2 separate regions of the Homo sapiens genome follow, and region 2 is linked to region 1. The links are chromatin loops, found by intact Hi-C in ENCODE. Cell type or tissue: endothelial cell of umbilical vein. All regions are shown on one strand. Each heading gives the region's core, and the rest is flanking DNA. Links, peaks and the distances in the headings are about the cores only.

Region 1 (7,652 bases), core at 1,407-6,406:
TGCTCTATTATATGGGGTGGAGTAGGGAGATGAAACCCAAGCTAAGTAAGATAATGACCATAATATATCATTCGAAGAAGGATACTTGTGAAAGTAAAGGGAGGCTCTATTAATAATTTCACTGGATTAATAGGCATAAATCAGAGCTGTCCTAGCACATCAGGATGTATAGTCTTATTACAGGTAGGAAACTGAGGTTCCAAGGGGGTGGGAAGTCCTCCTAAGAGGAGGGGTCAGACTGGAAGCTACACAAAAAGAGGCAGAAATGTCCCTCCGCCTCTTAATCGGAGCCTGGGGAAACAAACACACTCGTGCAAAATCTCCAAAGAGGTGAGCTCTTCACCCTGTCAATTTTATCTGCCTCGTGAACCCCAGGGCTCAGGCTCCAGGCCCGGGCTAGCTCACACAACAGCAGAAGGGCCTTAGGTCTGGGCACTGAGCCAAAAAAAGGGAGGCTGTGGTCCCTGCTTTGGTTACCCTGCCGGGTCTGAGCGCCAAATCGGATCTCCTACTTCTCTCTCCCTCCCTCCCTCTGTTCCTGGACTGGGGGCAGGCCCTTCTGCTAACAGAAAGCCTTCCAGTCGGAGAAAGCTCTGACAGCCTGCCGCGATAAAGGGCCCTGGGGGCGTGAGGAGAGCAAGGGGCTCAAAATCAGAACCCAGCGTGACGACAGTGCCTCCATGACTGTGCTCCCGCAATGCGCAGGCTCCATGTCCTGGCGCCCGCCCGCCCATGGACCCGGCGGGGGCTTCCAGGCTGGGCTCAGCCATTACGCCGGCGTGCGGGGGAGGAAACTCGCCTCCCGGGCACTCGGTTGTCTCCTGCCCCCGCCCCTCCCTCCGATCCGGGCCCATCTCTGACGTAGTGTGACCTTGCTCATCCCTTCCAGGCTGTGGGCCTGTTTTCCCTGTGCAAGATGAGGGTCCTGGCTGTCCTGAGGACGCTGTCCGGGCGCCGCCAGGGGTGACCGAATTCAGCTCTGCTAGGACTGTTGGGAAATGAGCTCCCTGTCGGCGTGTGCCAGCCGCCTGCGCGAGGCGCCACAGGAGAGGGCGCGCTCCTGTCGCTCTGCCGCCCCCAGAAGTTTCCCGGGAACCGACTCCACTGACTCGCCCCTCCGCGCCCCACGCGTGGCAGCCTAAGCTCAGCCTCCAGATTGGAGGAGACCGCGGAGGGAACCCTGCTGGGGTCTGGGCCCGGGGCCACGCGGCCCGAGCAGATCGAGGGCCGACCCCTCCGAGAACTCGCTCTCTGGCCTCGGCTCCTCCCTTGCGCCCGCCCTCCCACGTGGGGCCCAGGTCTGGGAATCAGCGCTCGGGGGTGGCTGGGGACAACCGAGAACGAGCTTCTTCCCCGGCACGCGGGCGGAATGGCTGAGCCCAGCCTGGAAGCCCCCGTCAGGTCCTTGGGGGCGGGCGGGCGCGCGAAGCACAGGGCGGAGACAGCCGGGAGCCCAGCCTCCCGGGCTGGGCCGCCCTCCCCTTCCCCGCGCCCGGCCGGGGATGGGGGTGTGGTCCCAAGTGTACAGTGGCATCAAGCTCAGCGCGAGCTCCCGGGAACGCTCCAACGCCTTCAGCCTGTTTCCCAGGAACGGTCCCCGGCTTCGCGCCCCAATTTCTAACAGCCTGCCTGTCCCCCGGGAACGTTCTAACATCCTTGGGGAGCGCCCCAGCTACAAGACACTGTCCTGAGAACGCTGTCATCACCCGTAGTTGCAAGTTTCGGAGCGGCAGTGGGAAGCATGCGGGACTACGACGAGGTGATCGCCTTCCTGGGCGAGTGGGGGCCCTTCCAGCGCCTCATCTTCTTCCTGCTCAGCGCCAGCATCATCCCCAATGGCTTCAATGGTATGTCAGTCGTGTTCCTGGCGGGGACCCCGGAGCACCGCTGTCGAGTGCCGGACGCCGCGAACCTGAGCAGCGCCTGGCGCAACAACAGTGTCCCGCTGCGGCTGCGGGACGGCCGCGAGGTGCCCCACAGCTGCAGCCGCTACCGGCTCGCCACCATCGCCAACTTCTCGGCGCTCGGGCTGGAGCCGGGGCGCGACGTGGACCTGGGGCAGCTGGAGCAGGAGAGCTGCCTGGATGGCTGGGAGTTCAGCCAGGACGTCTACCTGTCCACCGTCGTGACCGAGGTGGGTGCCAGGCCGAGACCGTTGACCCGGGAGTGCCTGACCCTCCCTCTGCGTCAGCCCCCCTTGAGACTCCCTGCGCAGTGCCCGGGTCAGCGCTCCCCTCCCCCTCAAACCTGCTGTTCATACTTCCAGCAGCGGGTGTGCACCCCAAGAAAGAATAGGACTCACGCGAGGCGCATTCCTGGGTCGTTTCTGTCCAATAAGGAGGTGATGGAGAAAGGAGTTTGTCACCAACTGTCTTTTCATTTCCGATTTTCACAACAAATGAAGTTTCCTAAGAACCTAGATGTTGCGTTGGGGGAAGCGCAGCCCCAGGCTACCCAGACGCACTGCCTGAGTCACCTTCCTGCCAGGCATGGGAGGAGGGGTGTGAGGGACCTTGTTACTGGGCAGGGCGGGGCCAAATCTTGTCTGTTCCCTGGCCACAGACTTCTGGAGGCATCAGGAGGTGTACTGCCGTACCATATACTTGTGAGGTTTGGGGTCCTTTCCTGAGGCCCCAGTTTCTCTAAGACAGCAGATGGCCTCCTGAGGCTCATTGGGTGCAAGGAAGCACAGAAGGCGAAACCCCAGCTGGAAGCCCTGGCCCTCAGGGACCTCTCTGAGCACAGGGTGAGTTGGCAGGCAGGGGCTGTAGCCCCTCAGCACCCTGCGTGGTTAGTGGCAGGTTTTCTAAGTTCCAGGAATGAGGATGCACACACACTTCTCCCGCTTTTGCTGCTTCACATCTGGTAAGGACCTGGGTCAGGATACACCTTTCTTCTGAGGAGAGCATCCTCATGGAGCTGTTGCCTGCTATTGGTCAGGCAGGTAGGATTTCCCTGCTGCTAGTCCCTCCTCTGCCTCATGCTCCTCCCAAGAAAAACCTGAGTGGCCTCTGCTAGTCCCTTATCCCTTTCCCTCAGCACGGTATAGCGGTCATCAGACATTGTGTCTGGCCTTGTGCTGAGCACTAAGGTGTGGACATCTGGTGTGTGGAGCCTACCCTCAGATGCCCATGGGGCACACTGGCTGTGTTACTGAGAAGGCTAACATTAACCCTGGTTAGCAATAGGGTTCTGGAACCCAAATTCAAGTCCTGCCTTGCTTGCTATGTGACCTGGGATAAATAAATCACCCTCTCTGTGGGACAATAGGTGGAGGAAATACTCCAAGAAGGGGTGATATGATTTTAGCTGATTCTGAAAATGTGAGCAAGACCTGTCTAGGCAAGAGTATGGGAAATTCAGGTAATGGAATTCTCATATATCGGAGTGGCTGGAACTCAAGGGATGACAGATATGACAAATGAGACTAGAAATGGCCACAAGGGCTAGTTCATAGTGGCCTTCTATGTATACTGAGGAGCTGACTTTATTCGGAGGACAGTGAGAAAATAGTAAGCATTCTAAGGCCAGGTTCGTGCTTTTGGAAAGAGCTCACTCTAGCTGCTATGATAAACAAGAAGACCAGTGAGGAAGTTTTGAAACTCTCCTCTGCAAGAGAATGGTGGCCAGCCAGGCGTGGTGGTTGTCGAATCTGTGGCACCTGTGGGAAGTGGGCTCAGCCCAGGGACTGCCTTTGGATCCCCCAGCATTGGCACCATACCTACCCTGGGCCCTAAGGTGGCCATGCTTCTCTGGATTTGCTTCCCTAGCAGGGGCTCTAGTGCTTGCCCACTCCCTGCCCACAGCATGGCCTGGGAGCAGCTGAGACTGGGGGCCAGCTCATCCCGCGTCGATTCCTGGAAGTGTTATCAGTGCCTGTTATGGAGGCTGGACCCATGAGTGGCAGCCTTCCCTGGCAGCTGGGCTGACCTGTCTGCTTTTCCATTGCTCGCTGGTTTTGTTCACTGTAGGGCGTGAGGGGTGAGTAGCTGCTGGCCTCCAAGTCCATAGCTACTCATGTTGTACGCTGTTCACAGGGACCTCTAAGGATGTACATCATCACACATTCACACACATGCACCAGGATTTGCTTTTTTTGGCAGCTTTTCCCTTCCTGGCTTCCTTTTTGAGTGGTGGAAGTAAAATAAAAAGCAACTAGGGGCTGGGCACAGTGGCTCACGCCTGTAATCCCAGTACTTTGAGAGGCTGAGGCGGGCAGATTACTTGAGGTCAGGAGTTTGAGACCAGCCTGGCCAACATGGTGAAACCCCGTCTCTACTAAAAATACAAAAATTAGCTGGGAGTGGTGGTGCACCCCTGTAGTCCCAGCTACTCGGGAGGCTAAGGCAGGAGAATCACTTCAACCTGGGAGGCGGAGGTTGCAGTGAGCTGAGATCACACCACAGCACTCCAGCCTGGGTGACAGAGCCAGACTGTGTCTCAAAACAAACAAACAAACAACAACAACAACAAAAAACTGGGCTCTGGTGGTTGGGAGGAGGAGGGAAGGAAGCAAGTACCAGGGTAAGCAGGATGGATGGATGGCTCTCCCCCAGAGGGGCGGCAGCACACAGAGTTCTGGAGTCAGACTCAGTAGAGGGCCAGTTTTGACTCCACTGCCAACCACCTGGCTGACTCCAGGCAGGTTACATCACTGATGAAAGCCTCAGTTTCCTTGTCTATAAATTGGGGGTACAAGCGATGAAAAGAGGCTCAACATCACTAATCACTAGGGAAATGCAAATGAAAATCATAAGGAGGTACCACTTTGTACCCTTAAAAATAGTTACTACAAAAAGAAAAAAAAAACACCCAGAAATCCACTTTGGGAGGCCGAGGCAGGAGGATTGCTAGGGGGCAGGAGTTCAAGACAGCACTGGGCAACATAGTAAGACCCCATCTCTACAAAAAATAAATAAAAAATTAGCCAGGCATGAGGGCATGTGACTGTAGTTCCAGCTTCTCAGGAGGCTGGGGCAGGAGGATCACTTGAGCCCAAGAGTTTGAGGTTGCAGTGAGCTATGACCATATCTCTGCACTCCAGCCTGGGTGACAGGGCAAGACCCCACCTCTAAAAAAGTGTTGTTGTTGTTTTTAAACACAGAAAATAACAAGTGTTAGTGAGGATGTAGAGAAATTGAAACCCTTGTTCATTCCTAGTGGGAGTGTAAAATGGTGCAGCCACTATGGAAAATAATGTGGTGGTCCCTAAAAAAATTAAAAATAGAATCACCATATGATCCAGCAATACTAATTCTGGATATATGTCTAAAATAATTGAAACAGGGTTTCAAAGAGATATTTGTACACCATGTCTATGGTAGCATTATTCACAATAGTCAAAAGGTGAAAGCAACCCAAGTGTCCTTCCACAGACAAATGGATAAACATAATGTGGTATATGCGTACAATGGACGATTATTCAGCTTTAAAAAGGAAGGACATGCTACAACGTGGATAAACCTTGAGGAGACTACGCTTAGTGAAATAAGCCAGTCACAAGACAAATTATTTTCTGATTTCACTACAGGAGTAGTCACACTCACAGAAGCAGAAAGTAAATGGTGGTTGCCAGGGACTGGAAGAAGGAAGGAGTAGGGAGTCGTTGTTTCATGGGTATAGAGTTTCAGTTTTGTAAGATGAAAGTAGTGTTGGAGATTGATTGCACAACAGTGTGAACGCTTCTGAACTGTACACTTAAAAATGGCTAAGATGGTAAACTGTATATTATGTGTACTTTATCTCAGTTTTCAAAATGGGGATAATAAGAGAAGCCACCTTATCTGAGTTGTTGGGAGGACTCAGTGAGATAATGCCCCATGCCCCATCCGGTGGTGGCCAGCACAGAGTGTGGCACCAGCAAAGAGTGTGGCACCAGCAAATGGGCTTCCTAGGTGGTGGTGAGGAGTGGTAAAGGCAGAAGCTCAGCACCTTCTTTGCCTTCTCCACTGGCTGGGGACAGTGGGCATGGTGGGAGCTGTTCTAAAGTCCAGGTTGTGGCCTGTGTAATAGGTGATGGGACTTGCTGGAGGCTGAGCCCCTCTCCCCACAGTGGCAGTTCCAAGCCTCAGAGAATAGAACACAAGTCCAAACCCATACTGACTTGGCCAGTGCCAGTGTACAGGGCCAAGCCCAGGGCCCCTGAGAAGGTTCTCTGCATCCCAGTTGGCACAACACAGGTAGTGGGACTGTCCTCAGATTGTGTCTTTGCCTTATACTGCCGTGCCAGGATCTCCCAATGGGCATATCTTTGGGGACAGACAAGTCTGCCTGAACTGCCCCCCAACACCTCTTCACAGGAGGACAGGGTTAGCCAGGAACCAAGGATGGCATGCTGTGCTGTAGAAATGCCTTTCATAGTATGCCAGGAGGTAGCAATAAGGTGTCTGAGTTGGGGTTTGCGTGAGTGCATTCGTCTGTGTGTGTACATGTGTATAAGGTAGTTTCCTTCTTCAGGGGTTGATTGTGAGGTCCAAGTTTTTCAACCTGTGCAGTTACTAAGAGTCAAATTATTTTTCGTTTTATTTTATTTTATTTTATTTTATTTTATTTTATTTTTTTGAGATGGAGTTTCTTTCTTCGTTCTTGTTGCCCAGGGTGGAGGAGTGCAATGGTGCCATCTCGGCTCACTGCAACCTCTGCCTCCTTGGTTCAAGCGATTCTCCTGCCTCAGCCTCCCGAGTAGCTGGGATTACAGGGGCCTGCTACCATGCCCGGCTAGTTTTTTGTTTGTTTGTTTGTTTGTTTTTTGTATTTTTAGTAGAGACAGGGTTTCACCATGTTGGCCAGGCTGGTCTCGAACTCCTGACCTAAGGTGATCCACCTGCCTCGGCCTCCCAAAGTGTTGGGATTACAGGCGTGAGCCACCGCGCCTGGCGATTATTTTTTAACTTTATTTTGAAATAACTTTTGATTTAGAGAGAAGTTTGAAAATAGTACAGAGATTTCACATATACCCTTCATCTAGCTTTCTCTGATGTTAACAATTTAAATACGCGTTATGCATTTATCCAAACCAGGAAATTAACATTGGTTACAATAGTAATAACTGAACTACAGACTTTGTTTGGATTTCACCAGTTTTTCTACTACTGCCCTTTTTCTATCGTAGGATCCCATCCAAAATCCCATGTTGTATTTAGTTGTCATGTCTCAGTCTCCAATCTGTGATTGTTCCTTAGTCTTTCCTTATCTTTCATGATCTTGACATTTTTATGAGTATTTTGATGAATGCTCCTCAGTTTGGGTTGGCATGATTTTTCTCACAATTAGATTGCGTTATGCACTTTTTGGTAATGATACCTTAGAAGTGATGCATTCTCTGGGCATCATACCAGTGGGTACATGATGCTGATGTGTCTTATTACTGGTGATGTTAACCTTGATCATTTGTCAAGTTGGTGTCTGTGGAATTTCTCTGCTGTAAAGGTACTATTTTTTCCTCTGTCACTAATAAATATCTTAAGGGAGGTTCTTCGAGATTATACAAAATCCTGTGTCTCCTCAAATTTTTATTCACTGATTTTAGCATTCATCACTAGGTCTTGACTGAAACAATTATTACTGCAGTTTGCCTAGTGATGATTTTGCATTTTCTGATTCCTTCAACATTTATTAATTGGAATTCTTCTGAGAAGAAGAGCTTCCCCTCC
Region 2 (7,442 bases), core at 886-5,885, 530 kb after region 1:
GCAGATGAGTGCTGAGGCTGGGTGGCTGCGTGGGTCCTGGGAAAACACAGATGTGGTGCCGGGTGAGGAGCTCCGGGTGAGGGCTGGGACAGCCTGCTGGCCCCGCCACCACGGACGGCCAGACACTTACACTTCCCCTCCCTGGTCACACCGTCACAAGCGCTGGCATCCCCCAGATTTTGGCAGAGTCACCTTGGGATCAGAGGTGGCAGAGGAAGTAGGACCAGTCCCAGGGAGCACCTCTGAAGGTTGAGGGCCCAGCTCAGGGGAAGGAATTGGGACCAGCTCATTCCCTGCCAGGCTCCCCTTGCCCACACAAGCAGCCTTTACCCTGAGACCTCCTGGAACGCTGAGAATGTACCCATGTTCCTTTCCTCCCCAACCCTGTTCCACCCAGGCTGCTTCCTGGCCGTTCTGTTGGCTTCTCCATGTGATCTTTCCCTGATAAACAATGGTCAAGAACACTCTTGTGACCTCAGGGGAGCTAAGAAAGGAGGGGTGGGGGAAGACCCAGGGCAAGGGGCAGAGGCAGCTTCACAGCCTTCCTCCCTCCCTCTGTGCCTGTTATGTTCCAGGTGCTTTATATAAATATTTATTTTGATCGTTGCAACTGCTGTCTGCATTTTACAGACAAGGACAATGAGGTTCTGAGAGGGAAATGATTTGTCCAGGGCCACACAGCTGGGACGTGGCAGAAGCCTGCCTGGAATCCAGGCCTGCCTCCACGCTCACTGCAGCCAGAATCAATTTCCTAGAAGCAAGCCCTGCTGAAAGGCAGTTTACCATCCCTCCTGTTCCCCAACAGCCTGAATCCTCCAAGGAAGCCCACACTCCACTATGGGAAAGTCACCCCTACCTCCCCATACACTATTGGCAGATTCCAAAATAATCTGGCCCCCACTTCTCAAACTCTGCCTTTCGTCTAGGAATGATGGGCCGACCCCCATCTTTGCCCTGCTTCTATTCTTGCTTCTCCTGTAGGACTCAGCTTAGAGGTCTCCTCACTTTTTGGGACTCCTACAGTGTGCTGAGCTGACCCCCACCCCACACTGTCCCTGTTGGCTTGCTTCTGATTCCCTCCTCCCATTCCCACCCCTGAGCTTCCTGAGAATGGGCCCTGCTCTTCCTCATTGCTGCACTCTCAGTGCCCAGCAGAGTCCCTGGCATACAGTCAATGTTAAATATTTGGGCCGGGTGCAGTGGCTCACGCCTGTAATCCCAGCACTTTGGGAGGCCGAGGTGGGCGGATCACTAGGTAAAGAGATCAAGAGCATCCTGGCCAACATCGTGAAACCCCATCTCTACTAAAAATACCAAAAATTAGCTGGGCGTGGTGGCACACGCCTGTAGTCCCAGCTACTCGGGAGGCTGAGGCAGAAGAATCGCTTGAACCCGGGAGGCGGAAGTTGTAGTGAGCCGAGATCGCGCCACTGCACTCCAGCCTGGCGACAAAGTGAGGCTCTGTCTCAAAACAAAACAAAACAAAACAAAACAAAACAAAACCCCAAATATTTGCTGAATGTCAAGGGAAATAACAGATTTGCAGGGAGTAGATGTAGGGGTGGCCTTGGTAGAGAAGGAAGAGAGTTCCTTAGCTTCTGCGCACGCTTCTTCCCTCCCTATTAGTCTTTTCTGGGGAAGAGGACAGAATGGGTGAAGCACTTGCCACCATAGACACTGGCCAGGTTCCTCATGCAATATTAGGTACGAACAGAGCAGGCAAGCACAGCTTGGGGCAGGACTCACCAGAAATCAATCCCTTCTGGTCCTGGGAGGGGGATCAAGGGTAAGAGTTGAGTGGGTGTGCCTGGGTCAGGGTAAGAGAAATTTTGAGGCTTGGGAAAGGGCAGTGTTGAGGTTTGGGGCTCCCTATGAACTATGGAGACTTTTGGGCGCTGGCCTCCATTCTCTGAGCTGCTTGGTAGGGAGTGCAGAGTAGGGTGGCCCACGGCTAGGGTGAGGACCAAAAAGCAGGCTTATTTGAGCCTCCTAGACACTATCTGGAGCTCAGAGTCACCCTCCACCCACGTCCCTGAGGCCCAGGATGTTACAGATTGCTGGTTAGGGCAAGGATGGGGGTTAGTGGTAGGAGGATATGGTGTTTCCTAAAAGGGAAAGGCAGTACCTACAACATTCCCAGGAGAGGCTCTCAGCAGACCTAGGACCAGAACATCTTGATGTCACCCACCTGGGGGCATTTGTATATGCCTACTAAGCCCAGGAGCTTAGCCCTCACACTTAGGGTTGGGGACCTCTTTTGCAAAGTATTTCCACTCTAAACTTTAGGAGGACAAGAAACTACTCTGAGTAGCAGCTCCTGGGAGGACAGTCCCCTCATCTAGGAAGCCCACCCGACTGCTCAGACATTAGCCCTTTCTCTTCCTACTCTTTCTGAGTCCAGCTTGGGAGCACTAGCTCATGTCACCCATCCTGCCCATTTTGGCTTGCTGCAGCTACAGATGGGGATCACCAAACACAAGATGTTTCCTCAAAAGAGGTCTTGAAAATCTATGAAAATCTATCTTATTTGTGAGTTACTATGTTAAAGGATTCTGAATTCAGCAAATAAAAACAGCTTGAATGGGCAATAAAAATGTGTCTACACATGTGTTTCCTTATTGACTGTAACTTGTTGAAGATGCTTTTGCACTGGTGGCCCTATCAGGTTGATGTTCACGCAGGCTCCTCACAGTGGGTGCTTTGCAGAACCTACCATGCCAAGAGGGCCCAGCTGCTTTGGTGTGTTTTGGGGGGCCTCAGCACAAAACAACAAGGCATTTTCATACTTGTCTGGCTGCAGGGAGCCTCTTGCAGTCCAGCCAGCCCCTGTGGCTGGGGGTAGCCCTACCTTAGGGGTCCCTGCCTCAGTGGCAGTGGTACCTGTGGGCTGGGCTGTTATGCCTGTGCCGGCTGCTGAAAGGGAGTTCAGAGGTGGAGCTCAAGGAGCTCTGCAGGCATTTTGCCAAGCCTCTCCAGAGCAGAGGGAGCAACCTAGACTCCCCGCTAGAAAGACACCAGATTGGAGTCCTGGGAGGGGGAGTTGGGGTGGGCATTTGATGTATACTTGTCACCTGAATGAAGGAGCCAGAGAGGAAGGAGACGAAGATGAGATTGGCCTTCAAAGCTAGGGGTCTGGCAGGTGGAGGCACCAGTCTGAAAGGAGGAGCTGGGGCTGAGGAATTGTCAAGGGGGCCAGTGCTCCTTCAGTCTGGGCTTCATGGTGTCTGTGACAAGTCAGGCAGCAGTTGGGATGTGGCTCTGGAGTTCAGCAGGGGAGGGTAGACCAGGCAAGACCCAGGTTTTTAGTTAGAGGTTACTGGGGAAATAGCTGAAGACAGTTTCCGGTGGATAAAATCACACCAAGGCAATGGGAACAGATCCAAGTAAGGCGACCGAGGAGGCACAGGAGAACGGACAGCCTCAAATACAACGAATGATCAGGATTTACATCATACCTCCCTCAAGGCCACCTCACATCTGACCTCTCTGTGGAGGGGCTATCCAGGCCGCCCCTCCCAGCGGGTCTTCCCTCAGTACTGGGCTCACTGTGTAGGCGCTGTCTCCCTGTCAGACTGAGTTCCTGGGTACTGGACCACGTCTCAAAACCCAGTACCCGCAGCTGGGTCTGGCTAGGCGGACGTTCTGGGAAGTTCACCGGCTCTCCCTGTCCCCAGCGTCCCCCGTTCTCCCAGCCTGTCCGCGCTGACAGCGCACCCCACGCAGCATCCACGCTCCGAGTGTGCGACTGGTTTACGGGCTCATCGGTCGCTGCACCCCAGATGCAGAGTCTCTGGAGACCCGAGCTCCGTGCCATGCACAGGAAATGCAGGAAGCTGGCGACACCCGGGGAGAGGCGGCCGCGGGCGTGGACAGACCCGGTTACCTGGGGTTCAATCTCTGGGAGCCGAGGCACGGGAGGGAGAGAGGCGCAGGCCCCGGCGGCCGCAGGGGGCGGCAGAGACACGCGGAGCGGCTCGACAGCAGATGGCCGCAGCCCCGCGCAGTTCTGGGCCTTTCCCGTTGGGTTCACCGTCGGGGAAGGATCGCGCGCAGGGGACAGCGCGAGCCCGGGAGGGAAGGACCCGGCTTCTCCAGATGCTTGGCGACAAAGGGCAGGAGCGGAGGGTGGCGGAGTGAGACCGCGCTGCCCGCCGGCGCCACACGCGGCGCGCCCAGCCGCGCCCCTGAGCCGCGCCGCCAGCTTAGAGTGGGCCGCCTCTCCGCCCTGCAGCTCTGCAGCTGGGAGAGGCGCGCTGGGGTCCGACTCCACTGGCGCAACCTGACGCGGCGCCGAGCCAGACACGTCCCGGCCGAACGATGCCCGGGCTGCCCCGCGACCACCGCCTCGCCGCCCGCTCTTCACCCCCGTCCGCCCGCAGCCCCGCCGGCCTCCCGGGGGAAGCGGACCCAGCCGCCCGCTTCCCGCTCCCCCGCCCCCGCCGCGTACCTGAGGCTCCCGCCGAGACGCGCTCCTGGGCCGTCGCAGCCGCGCGGTGACATCAGAGCCCCGGGCTCTGACTCCGACCCCACCTCCAGGCTCCGGCCGCGGCCTCAGGGGAGGCGCCACGTCCGGCCGCGGGGGCGGGAGCCGCAGCCTCTTGGTAGCGTCCGCGCGCCGGCCCAGTCCCAGGTCTGAGGGTGGACAGTGCGTTCCCGCGCGGGCCACAGGCCTCTTGCCCCAGGCCGGAGAAACCTGAGCGAGGTGGTGGGAGGGCGACTACGGCGACCGCCCACCGGCCTCCAGCGCGTCCGTGATGCTCGGGGGCCGGGTCCCTCGGGGCCTGACACCTCCCTCGGTGGGGAGGTCCAGGGCGGGCCCTTAGGCGCCTGACGGCTACCCGCTTTCCCCCCCAAGCCCGGCCAAGAAAACAGAGCTGCCAGGGCCTCGTGCCTCCCACCTGTCCCGCTGAGTAACTCGGCCCTTGATCAACTCTACCCCCAGACCCCCATTTCCAAAACTCTTCCAGCTCTTTGACTCCCACCATGGGCTCTTGTCTCCTGTTCCCTGTCCCATTTCTTTCCATTTCTCCCACTACCCAGCATGGTCTGGGCCCTCCAGCCTGCTACCGGGGTGGGGGAGAGGGGGGCGGAGCACGGGGAAGCCCCTGGACTTGTGTGCACCTTAGCTGTCCTGAGTGTGTCCTTAGGGAGCTGGACATATGCATACCCACTAAGGCTGGACACTGGCGCTCGAGGCCCTCACCTTCCAGGATCTCCATTTTCCAAAGAACGCTCTGCCTGCACCTGCCACTGAGCTCTCCTTGCTGTGTCCTCAGGCTCCCCTGCCCCGACTTCCCAAACTCTGTCCTATGAATACCACTCTGCCAAGAAATGCTCCGTTCCTGAGAGGGGCTGGGGACCCTTTGATGAGCCTCTCCGGCTCTCAGGTCTCTGCCTTTGTCCTCCGCTGCCCTCCCGCTCCCACAGGATCAACAGGGCTGGGCTCAGGGGCTGTGTCCTCCCATGGTAGTATCCCTGGCAAATAAAGGTTTATTGGTGTTAATAACCAGGACTCTGAACTCTGGCCAAGAGTCAAGGTTGCCACTTCCTAGGGACACTGGGAGCCTGAGGAACTCTGTCTTCTTGGGTCTTCTTGGGTTCGGAGGCAGGAGACACCTGAGCCCGACTTCTGAGAGTGGTGCCCGCTGGGCCCTGCTCCTTCTTCAACACCATCTGGACTCAGGCACCAGCTTCAGCTGGAGCGCTAGGCTTTAAGACAGTGCCTAAGAACCTTTCGGCTTTGAAAGACTTTTGTTGTTTGTTTTGCTTTTTTGAGACAGAGTCTCCCTCTGTCGCCCAGGCTGGAGTGCAGTGGCCGGATCTCTGCTCACTGAAACCTGCGCCTCCCAGGTTCAAGCAATTTTCCCTGCCTCAGCCTCCCAAGTAGCTGGGATTACAGGCACCGGGCACCACGCCCAGCTAATTTTTGTATTTTTAGTAAAGACGGGGTTCGCCATGTTGGCCAGGCTGGTCTCAAACTCGTGACCTCAGGTGATCCACCCACCTTGGCCTCCCAAAGTGCTGGATTACAGGCATGAGCTACCGCACCCGGCCTGAAAGACTTTTAATATTTTTAAGACCCTGATCCACAGAGTCTCACAGCAGCATCAAAATAGAAGAAAGACAGCCCAGCAAACAACAACAAAAAATTTTTAATTGCTCATGTTGGCTGGGGCGGTGGCTCATGCCTGTAATCCCAGCACTTTGGGAGGCCAAGGTGGGCAGATTGCTTGAGCTCAGGAGTTCGAGACCAGCCTCGGCAACATGGCGAAGCCCTGTCTCTACAAAAATACAAAAAAAAATAGCTGGACGTGGTGGCACGCACCTGTAGTCCCAGCTACTTGGAAGGCCTAGGCACAAGAATCGCTTGAACCGAGGAGGCATAGGCTGCAGTCTGCCGAGATCACGCTACTTCATTCCAGCCTGGGCAACAGAGTGAGATTCTGTCTCAAAAAAAAAAAAAATGGTTATGTTTTTTACTTATATTTCTTGAAAACTATGGGGACACAGTGTCCAGAACAATTCTATTAACCCACTCCACCCACCTACCACTCACCTCTTGCACACACTACAGCACCTCTCTGCTAGGGACCATGAGGACGCAGTCCAGAGCGATTCTTATTAACCCACTCCACCCACCTACCACTCACCTCTTGCACACACTAAGCAACTCTCTGCTAGGGACCATGAGGATGCAGTCCAGAGCGATTCTTATTAACCCACTCCACCCACCTACCGCTCACCTCTTGCACACACTAAGCAACTCTCTGCCTAAGTCCCCAGAAAACTGAAATCCCACCTACCCACGTCTCTCTTAACCTCTTCTGTTCTGAGAAAGAGAAAAGTAACCCCTAACATCTGAAAGGCCCAGCTGGACCTTGGTGTTGCCAGAATTTGACCTGACATTCACAGCAAGGCCTTACTGTTGTCCCATTGGACATAAGCCATTTCACAGGGCATCAATGTGAGACAGGGCCGTTCTTTAACAATGATGGATCAAGACAAAAACAACAGCACTCTAATCATGTCTAACACATACAAAAGCATGAACATTGTCCAAGTCACAAAAATGACCTAGCTAATGAGTGCCTGCTGTCCTAGCTAATGTGAGTACCTGCTGCTTCTTTACCAATTGCAGCTTTAGCCTCACTCTAATCATTCCTCTTTCTAGATAAGATTTATTAATATACCCAATCATAGAATTACTCTTGCTTCTTGACAGCATCCAGCACAAAGGAAAGTTCTGCTTCTTTAACCCTCTTGAAAAGCACTAACCCAAACCCAGATCCTCTAAGTCCTTTCCAATGCTCTCTTCCTGAGATGCCACGTGGTTTCCCATGCTACGTGTCCTCTCTCACTTCAACAAGCAATGAACCCAACTTGTTCAACTACAGGTGTGCTCGTGGTGGTCTTTGGCTAGGGGGCACTGATACTTCCTATCT

What was found. Peaks named below come from ENCODE experiments on the same cell type or tissue, not always from the same donor. Only the 100,000 strongest peaks of a DNase experiment are listed, where the experiment ranks them.
Region 2: it touches region 1 in a loop (2.1-fold over the local background); 2 of 110 quality-filtered maps call a loop at or near these places.

The regions. Positions count from the first base shown.
Region 1 is chr5:132,292,876-132,300,527 of GRCh38, forward strand. SLC22A4 (solute carrier family 22 member 4) reads left to right here and starts at 1,519. Exons shown (of 10, transcript NM_003059.3): 1 at 1,519-2,134. The coding sequence starts at 1,742. RefSeq lists enhancers at 492-1,110, 927-976 and silencers at 1,207-1,566, 1,637-1,686. In endothelial cell of umbilical vein, for the core only: no CTCF peak of the experiment used is centred there; DNase peaks (open chromatin) are centred at 2,466 and 4,046; H3K4me3 peaks cover 1,732 bases; H3K27ac peaks cover 3,294 bases.
Region 2 is chr5:132,826,147-132,833,588 of GRCh38, forward strand. SHROOM1 (shroom family member 1) reads right to left here and starts at 4,501. Exons shown (of 10, transcript NM_001172700.2): 1 at 4,448-4,501; 2 at 1,315-1,461; 3 at 131-441; 4 at 1-36. RefSeq lists silencers at 3,870-4,179, 4,390-4,809. In endothelial cell of umbilical vein, for the core only: a CTCF peak has its summit at 3,933 (motif pointing right); a DNase peak (open chromatin) is centred at 3,995; H3K4me3 peaks cover 1,663 bases; H3K27ac peaks cover 427 bases.